Linked DNA regions of Mus musculus: region 1 is linked to region 2. A link is a contact called in ENCODE Hi-C or POLR2A ChIA-PET data. All regions are on one chromosome and are shown on one strand. Each heading gives the region's core, a stretch centred on a gene start or an enhancer-like site at or near the end of the contact. The rest is flanking DNA. Distances are from core to core; before and after follow the strand shown.

Region 1 (4,377 bases), core at 753-3,252, 85 kb before region 2:
TGCTATTGTATGATATAAAACGGTATGGGGACTGAGGCCACCGGTTTGAGCATCCTGATAACCCCTGCACCTACACTGTGTCACCCTCGGGGAGGGGGTGCACCTACACTGTGTCACCCTCGGGGAGGGGGGGCAGCCAAGAGGGTTGGAACATAGAAAGCAGACAAATGAGGAGTCTTCCCCAACACAGGCCATCTTGGGAAGCTGAAGTCGGGCCGCGAAGTTAGGAGTCCTACCGGGCTGGCATCTCTCTGAGGCGCTTCCGTTGGGTGTTCATTAAGAGGTGACTTATTGCAGCATGAGCCAAAGGTCACTTCAAAGGCTTATGGCTACGCTCTCTCGTCTTTAGAAGCTCCCTGGACGCTTTGTGTGGGGTTTTCCCGGGTGCAGTTTAGTGTTTGCAAACTACTGAGTCGACAAATTGCACAGGGCAGATGCAAGAGAGAGACTGCCTCTCCCTCCTTTCACCTGACCAGAGACCGGCTCGTGCTGAGCAGCCGCAGTGGTGAGCGGTTTGGCTTGGTCTTGGTTTGGGGTTGGAGATAGGGAAGGTTGTTGGCTTCTTACGATATTTATAGTCTAGTCCGGACCCAGAACTAAGCAGCCCAGGCCCAGATTGGTGTGGGCATTCTCTAACAACTTCCAGGAAAGCTAGCTGAGCCAGAGAGATAATGTGCAAATCAGGATATAGCTAGAGCCGAATTTCCAGTTTACCTAACTCCCCGTTTACCCGGACCCTGAGGAGGCAGCTCCAGTAACATCCACCCAGGTGCCCTTGCACATCTACCCTCCTTTCCTGTCCCTCTAACCTGTAAGCTTCCTCCTACCTTATTTTAGGGCTTCTCTGAGAGGGCTGACCCACTTGGCTCACCCCCTGGTCCTTTCCTCATGACCAGGTTCTCTCTCCCCTCCCCCATCCAGCCAAAGATTTTTGCCCTCAAGCTCCCCTGGATCCAACTGTGTCTTCATTCTGCTGGGGCCAAAGCGTCTGGAATAGCTGCAGGCACCACATACAATGGTCACATTGATTATGACACCCTTAAAGAGGGTAAAGGCTCTCCTGGTATGTTTGGAAGACAGAACCAGCTGCTACTGAGTTTTCCATTTTGTTCCAGATCTGCTTCCGCAGAACACCAAAGAAAACTGAAGAGCCTACAAAAAGTGTTAGAGATAAAATTCAAGACAATATACATGCAATATTGTGGTGAGTGGGGGGTGATTTAAATAAACAAATAAATAATTTGCTCTACATTTCCATGCCCACCCCCACCCCCTTAACTCAAGATAGCCATCCCAGGATTCATACATCAAGACATAAAACAAAGGGTGGCTTTGAAGTGGATCACCTCAGTGTGAACTGCTGCCTGTTACATGAGAACCGATCATCGGCCTTCAAATTTATGGCGCTTTAATAGAGTGCGTCCGCTGTCTTAAATGCAGGGTATGCTACAGTACTGAGTTATCCCGGCTAAACAGGAGTGATTTAGAATGGGCGTCCTGGGCTTCCCAAAGGGCAGAAGAGGCTCAGGCTGAGAGGGGTCGGGAGAAAGTGGGCAGTCAATTCTCTTCTCAGCAAACCCGCTGAAGACTGGTTTTCCAGAAGTAGCAAAGCCATCAGAGCAAAGAGTGTCACCGCTCCGTTCTACTGAATTAACAAGAATGCCCAGTAAAAGTCGCCGCCTCCAGGATAAGATCCCTGGGTTATTGGAAGACCCGGGTTAGACAAAATAGGGAGTGGAGGTTAGACCAACTTGAACCTCCAAGAATTTTAAGAGAAACTGACACAACCAGTGTCCCATCACCTCCCACTTCTGCCACCCAAGACTGGCACCGACTGACGGTGGCAGTAAGCTATTCACTACCACAGCCGCGCTTGACACATCCAGAGACTGTGGCCTCCCTCCCAGCCCAAGCCTTCCTCTCCGGCGGCCTTCCCATGGCAGCCGCGGGCGGGCGAGCGAGCGAGCGAGCAAACGCCTGGCATCCATCGAGCCTCCTAGAGTCCGAGACCAGGCGGGCAGCAGGTCTGTGGTCCTCGGCCGGGCTTGCGATCCTCTCTTTCCAACTTGGACTGCCGAGCACAGCTGCTACTAGGCCAGGCTGGCGCCGGCCACTTTATATAATCCCCGCAGCTCGCACGCAGGGTGTGTAAACGGGAAAAGTGCGGAGTAGGGGATTCTTTTGCCGTGCTGCCTCCTACGCGGAGCCTGCTTTCCACTTCTGAAAAGTGCCGGGCCTTGGGAAATGTTTTTCTTTTCATTCCTTACTGAAGCGTTTACTGCTGCCGTGGTCACAGTCATAAATTTTGTTACAAACCACAATGACAGGTGCATTGATATGCACCGTGAGAGCTCCAGCTGCTTAATAACCCTGTCCCCTGGCCGCTGTGAGCGCCTTTTATTTATTCGGTATCATATTAGGTATTGATCTGGGCAGAATTAAGTGCAGTGAGCAAGTATCAGGACTCCGGTGCTTCTGAGGCTAGGCCAGCTGGGCGGGCCGGCATGGCTGGAGAGAGAGTGGTGGGAGCTCTGCGAGGGTGCCTGGTCTTCCTTCCGGTTGGAAACCATTTGGCCCTGTCTTGGGGCCTGCCTTTAGGCCTCCAAATTGAGTTGGGTAACTTCCGGGGACTTTGGAAAATGACTAGCCTGTCTGTTTGGTGACTCTTCTCTAAGAGGTCTAGGGGTGCTCCAGGAGACTGAATGGCTGCACAGTCCCATTCCTCGGGTTGGAGTTTGGGTGGGGGGGGGTGGATGGCCGGAGGAGGAGGAGGAGGAGGAGGAGGAGGAGGAGGAGGAGGAGGAGGAACTAAGCAGAAGGAGAGAGGGCAACAGAGGACTACTCCAAAACAAGAAATCCTGATCATCTGCCCCTCCCCCAACTGCCCCCCCCACCAGCATTTGGGTCTTGGTGCTCAAATGAGCAAAGGTACCAAAGGGTGAGAAAAGAAAGCCTTAAAGGGGGGGGGTGTGATGGAAAAGATGAGCCACTGAACAGTTGACCATTGTCCAAATGATTTATGACCCAGTCCTGCTTTTTAGGTTCAAGCAGAGTTCACAAGGAGTAGGGATTTCTGGAAAGAAATAAACTGGGTTCCCCCCCCCCAGGTTTTATAACAATATTCTCAGGTCACCATGCTTTGGAAGAGGGGCTTCTTTAGGGTTCTGTCTGGTGGGTGCTGCAAAGGCTTTTTATTTTTCTTCCCCCAAAGAGAACAACACAGTTACTACCCTTGCTTGTACAGAAATGGACACCAGGCCATGAAGCAGGTCTGGAAATTCCTTACAACAGTGCAAACAGGCAGGAGATGACTCTGGTTGTGCGCTCTAGTTGTACCTCTGAGTCTTTTTTACATAGAGAGTTTTCTAGGGACATGCCACAGAGCAAAAATAATATGTCATCTGTTCCACGGGCTTGCTTAGCTCCTCAAGAATCTATTTTGATGAGACTGGTCCACCATTAAAGACAAACTTGGTCAACAAGGAGGCAGGAGGGGATGTTTTGCTTCCACAGTTGTCAAGGAATGACAAAGCAGCAGCAGTGAATTCTGGTGGTCTCATAAGCCTGACCATTTAGACATCCAGAAGTAAGCAGGATCCCTGAAAAGCCCTAGAATTTAGCAAGCCAGCACACCAGGTTCTTTGGCCTGGGGCAAACATATAAATATTAGTCACAGACTGAGGATTTAACTGTCCATTTGCTGTTTGGTAACTCTAGCAGTCAGAGATTGGTATTGAAAACTAATCAAATGAATTAGTCTAGCTTTGTTAGGTAGATATCTTAACTGCACACATTTATATATTACTGTAACCCACTGAGAAGGACCCTGTCTCGCATCAAGATAAATGACATATTTACTTATATTCTAAAACAAAATGGAGAACAATACTACCAAACAAAGGCTAATTTGGAGAGTTTTTGTACTTGGTTGGGTGAAAATACAGGGGGAAATGAATGCAGGACTATTTTGGTTCCTATATTTAAATTCGATTTGCCAGAAGTTGCATGATAGGTTCTCTCATGGTGATGGGAGCCAGGGAGATTTTTTGGAAAGAAACTTTGCCTAAAAGATGAGATCAAGAATTAAAACCAGAGAGCTGACCAGTGAGTTTTCTTTATCAAACAGACAAAAGTGATTGAATGATATTAGTTATACATTAACTCCTCAGGAACCTTTCAGAAGGGTGGGAAAAGCATCCCCCATGAAGAGTCAGTGCATACAAAAGGGGAAGAATTTTTCTTACTCCCCCATCCTTCTTATTCTGGGTCCATTCATCATGTCAATAGAACTTTTCTCATTGGTTATAGGTTGGATGAGAGGTGGGGCAGAATGGAAAGTCCAGAGCAGAGGTCAATAATAATATCTGTTTATGTAAA
Region 2 (4,268 bases), core at 1,494-3,993:
CAGCTTTGGGAGGGTTCCTTCCTCACATGGAATTAAAAGCCTTATTACAACACTTGTACAAAAAAAAGTTGCTTTTTTTAAAAAATGTAGCTTCACGCTTCTATTACAAGTGTTACTTCACGCTTCCAATTCCCTAATACTTATGATTTTTCTTCAATTGTAACCTATAATTTAAAAAACGATCAGGCTAAGAGGGAAGAAGACTCATGGGATCTAGTGCCTTTCCTTTACGAGTCCTCCTTTCCCTACCAGACATTGGATCTACAGAAGCCTTGGTTTTGGATTGAAGAGCTTTTCAAACTGAGCAATAAACCTGCTGCTTAAAAATGACCCAGTCTAGCTAGGTGTGGTGGATCATACCTTTAATCCTCTAGAGGCAGAGGTAGGAACGTCTGTAAATTTGAGGCCAGCCTGGTTTACATAGTTCTAGGACAGCCAGGCAGCCAGGGCTATGTAGAAAGACTCTGCTTAAAAAAAAAAAGAAAAAGACAAATTAACCTTAACCAGTCTAAGGTATTTTCTTCTAGCATCTAGGGCAGGTTAAGACACTTGCTTTAGTAGCAAAGGCAGAGTGTCTTAACCCAGTGCTTCAGAGGCACCCCAGCCCCTGTTTATCTGTGTTCCTGTGTAGCATGCCGACTGAAACTGCAGAATCATTCCATTTGTCTGACTCTCGCTCTCTTGCTCCCCAATCTGTCTCCAGCCTCTGACTCTAGCATCCTTCTCCATTTGGGGCTCACCTCTACCCCTCACACTTGCTTATTGTTTTCCCAGTCAAATCCTGGGATAGGACACTACATCTGATCCAAAACAGTCAGAGCATAGCATCTATAGCTTCAGAAAGGCAACGGATAAAAGAGGCCAGCACAACTTGATGTGACAATAGACTTCCAGTTTTTCAAAGCCGTACGTACATAAAATCCCTTGTGTAAAGGACAAGAATGGAAGGGTTGATTGGCAGGAAGATACCTACAACAGCTCATTTCTCTGGGTCAATATCAACCTCAGGATGAGGAGGAAACTGGGTGCCACATACACTGTTGGGGTTTCCTCCCTCAGCACAAACAGATGGCATCCTACCATCTTCCTTGTGTTTCTATAAGCCTCTCATGAACTCTGAACTTCAGGCAGAGAAAAAGATGCTTTCAGAAGTACTTTGTGTCTATTTAAATGAGGAAGCTTAAGTTTGGTTGAATAGACTTCTCATTTGCTGTGGGGGCTACTGATACCTGCTCTGGTTTACTCTTCAAAACTTCTTACCATTTTATGTCCTCTGAGAAGACTTCTATATACTAGCCTCTGGTATTTATGGATGTGACCATATTTGCAAATTGGCTCTGCAGATAAAACCAAGAAGAGGTCATAAAAAAAATGAGTAGGCCTTAATCCATTGGCTGGTGCCTTCAGTGGAAGACAGAAGTTTGGACAAACAGATGCAAGGGAGAATGTTGCCTAATGGTGGGAGCAAAGGTGGAAATGACTTGTCTAAAGCCATGGAATGCCCAGGAACCCTGGAAATCCTAGAAGCTGGGCAGATGGAGGAAGGACATTTATTTCTATGTCCTTGAGAGCAAGCATCGTCTTGCCAACACTTTAACCTCAGACTTCTAGCTTCCAGAACCAGAGAGTAAATGCATCCGTTGTTTTAAACACCCAGTGTGTGATAATCTGTCCCGCACCTCTAAGAAAGCAATATACTACTTAAGTATATGAACAGAAATTTAGACAATAAACTGTAATGGAGGGTCAGAGATCTGTGGACAAGAAACAAAATCGCCAGGCGTGGTGGTGCACACCTTTAATCCCAGCACTCGGGAGGCAGAGGCAGGCCAGGTACAGTAGTTTACTCTAGGGTTGGGTGGGAGGTGGGCAGGGACAGACCAAGTTCCGAGTGTTGTTGGCCAGCCTAATCCTTGTGCTCCAGATTCTCAGTGAGAGACCCTATCTCAAAATAGAGGATGGAGAGCAACTGAAGAGGTACTGAGACACTGACCACTGTACAAGCTGATGCATGTGTGTGTATGGGCTATGCTACCGAGCCTGAAGACTTGAGTTGGATCCCTGGAACCCACATGGTTGGAGAGAACTAAGTACCAAAAGTTGTCTTGGGTCTATACACTGACACACACACACAACAACATCGTCTCACCTCTCCGAGCCATGTTCTCATCAGCGAAAGGGGGCTTTGGCTCACCAAATGATTTCTGAAATCAAGTGTAACTTTATGCTTCTAATTTTCTAATTCTGTAATATTTATGATTTTTGGTCAATTGTAACCTATAGTTAAAAAAAAAAAAGATTAGACTAAGAGGAAAGATTCAAGGGATCTAGCGCCCTTCCTTTTACTCTTGTTCCTTCTACACTCAGAAACAAGTAATTGAAGTGCTTTATTCTCCAAGCTTCATTTTGGGTGCTTGGAGTTGAAAGATTAAATTATGTCTCAGCTCACAAGCTGTGTAAGCCTCCTTCTGGCTAGCGCATTTGAACAAATAACCAACACTAATATCAGTCTATGGACCCCGAATCCTACAGTTAGTGGAATTGAGAGAATTCCTGAGTTTCTGGGCTCCAGTAGAACCAGACCAGGCACTTGAACCTCTTGAAGCTGTTTCTGTCTTGTTGAACTGCTGAAAGGTTGCAATCAAATCCAAAAGACTCTAGCCAGAGAGCCTGCTCTCTTAGGGCTCTCGCAGGTCCGGAGCGCGCGGGGCGGAGCAGCCGGAAGTGCCGGCGCGCGTTGTCAGCGACGCCGGAAGTGCTTGGTCGGCCTGGCGGTAACCTTGCGGGCCGAGCCACCGCTGCCGAGGTGAGCTCTGCTCGTCTTAGCGTTGGCCCAGCGAAGCTCGTCAGCTGCCGGGGGAAGGCCGCCGAGGTCGCGCGGGAGGGCGCCGAGCGCCGCGGAGCTCAGGCGCGCGCGCAGGACCTCGCAGCCGACATGTCTCTGGTGGCGGAAGCGTTCGTCTCCCAGATCGCAGGTAGCCCGTGTGGGCGCCGACGGGGCGGCGTGGGTGGCGGCGGGGATCCGCGTGGGGAGGCGGAGGGCTGGAGTTTCCCTGTAGCCGTGGGTCGAGGGTGCTGAGTCTACAGCCCGGGTGGAGGCGGCAGCGGCCATGGAGGCTTGGCCTCACTTTCTGGATGAGGAAACTGAGGACACATGGCCAAGGTCACCCTGCAGGGACAGAGTCCTGACCTCACTCCCTCCGCGGCGCTTTGTTCCCCGACTCCGCGGTTTAGGTGGCGGAGGCCCGGGGCTGGGGATCGAGGTGGGGGCGTGGCCACGGGTTGGGTCCTCGCCTCCCCCAAGGTTTCCGTGGGAATAGGGCAGCCTCTCTGCTCTTGGGTTCTCAAGTTTAAGGTGACTGTCACTCTTGAGCTGCCCTTCTTTACCTGTTGTTGATGGGTCACCCGAGTTGTTCTCCAAGCCATTTGCAAAGTCTGTGGGATTCTTTGAATTATTCTTAATGGGCATGAAGTTTAAAGAAAGTAAACATCTTTTGACACACACACACACACACACACACACACATTCGTATTGAAGTTTTTATTTTGGCGAAAGTGGCTATGATAGAAAAAAAGAGTCAAGTTAATGGGATGAATGTTAATTCCAGCAGTGTTTTCAACGTTCGAATGAGGAGATAGTCACTAAGATAAACAGTCGTATTTGGGGTAAAGTAGTACATTGGAAATGAAAGTATAATGTGTTATCAACTTTTCGAAACGCTTTCCATTGTATTGAATTTGTGTGAACTTAGATTTCCTTTAAAATAGCATTTTATAGGAGAGAGGATAGAAGAGAGATTGTAAGCTTCATGAAAGCAGGGAATTTTGTTTCCCATTGTATCCTAGGACCTGTCTGTCAGTTCTCTTTAAATACCCATGACTTGAGTAAATAACACAGATTTCAAGTAATGTTTCTCTCTGACTTTATCAGTGAGGTTGAAAAAGTCAGGCCTCTGACTTGAGGTCAGTGGTTTATTTTAGACTGATACTATGTCATAAATCATTTCACAGTATATGTTTGTATTCTGAATGTATATATCCAATGTGTGATTTCTTTTCAACAAGAAAACAAGAAATGGTATTTGATAAACTTTTGATAAGTTCAGAATTCTACCTCAGTTAGTGAAGTTTACAAATCCCCAGGAAGTTTGTATTTGTCTTAAGGTGCTTGTAGTGGTCTGTTATGGTAGTAGGACATATTTAAAGCTAGATAGTTCAGTAAATAGAAAGTAGTATAGGAACAGCTCCTAAGTCAAAATATAGCATGA

What was found. Hi-C counts contacts between places; a loop is a spot of excess contacts on that map. ChIA-PET counts read pairs that join two places held with the same protein, here RNA polymerase II (POLR2A).
Region 1: a loop to region 2 is called in a map of T-helper 2 cell, with 2.8 times the contacts of the local background. The contact joins the enhancer-like site here to the promoter of Mtx2 in region 2. A Hi-C loop is called at or near these places in 2 of 37 maps with a recorded cell type or tissue (T-helper 2 cell and regulatory T cell). POLR2A ChIA-PET finds 5 or more read pairs at or near these places in 1 of 5 experiments (embryonic stem cell).

Annotation. Positions count from the first base shown.
Region 1 is chr2:74,738,500-74,742,876 of GRCm38, forward strand. The region is part of intron 1 of Hoxd3 (homeobox D3); the gene reads left to right. Among named protein-coding and RNA genes, the nearest start is that of Gm14424, 12 kb to the right of the region's middle. Within about 2 kb of position 2,003, at least 1 of the 3 ENCODE cell types and tissues checked has a DNase peak (open chromatin) inside an H3K27ac peak, as active enhancers do.
Region 2 is chr2:74,823,069-74,827,336 of GRCm38, forward strand. It overlaps Mtx2 (metaxin 2), which reads left to right and starts at 2,744. Exons shown (of 10, transcript NM_016804.4): 1 at 2,744-2,975. The coding sequence starts at 2,936.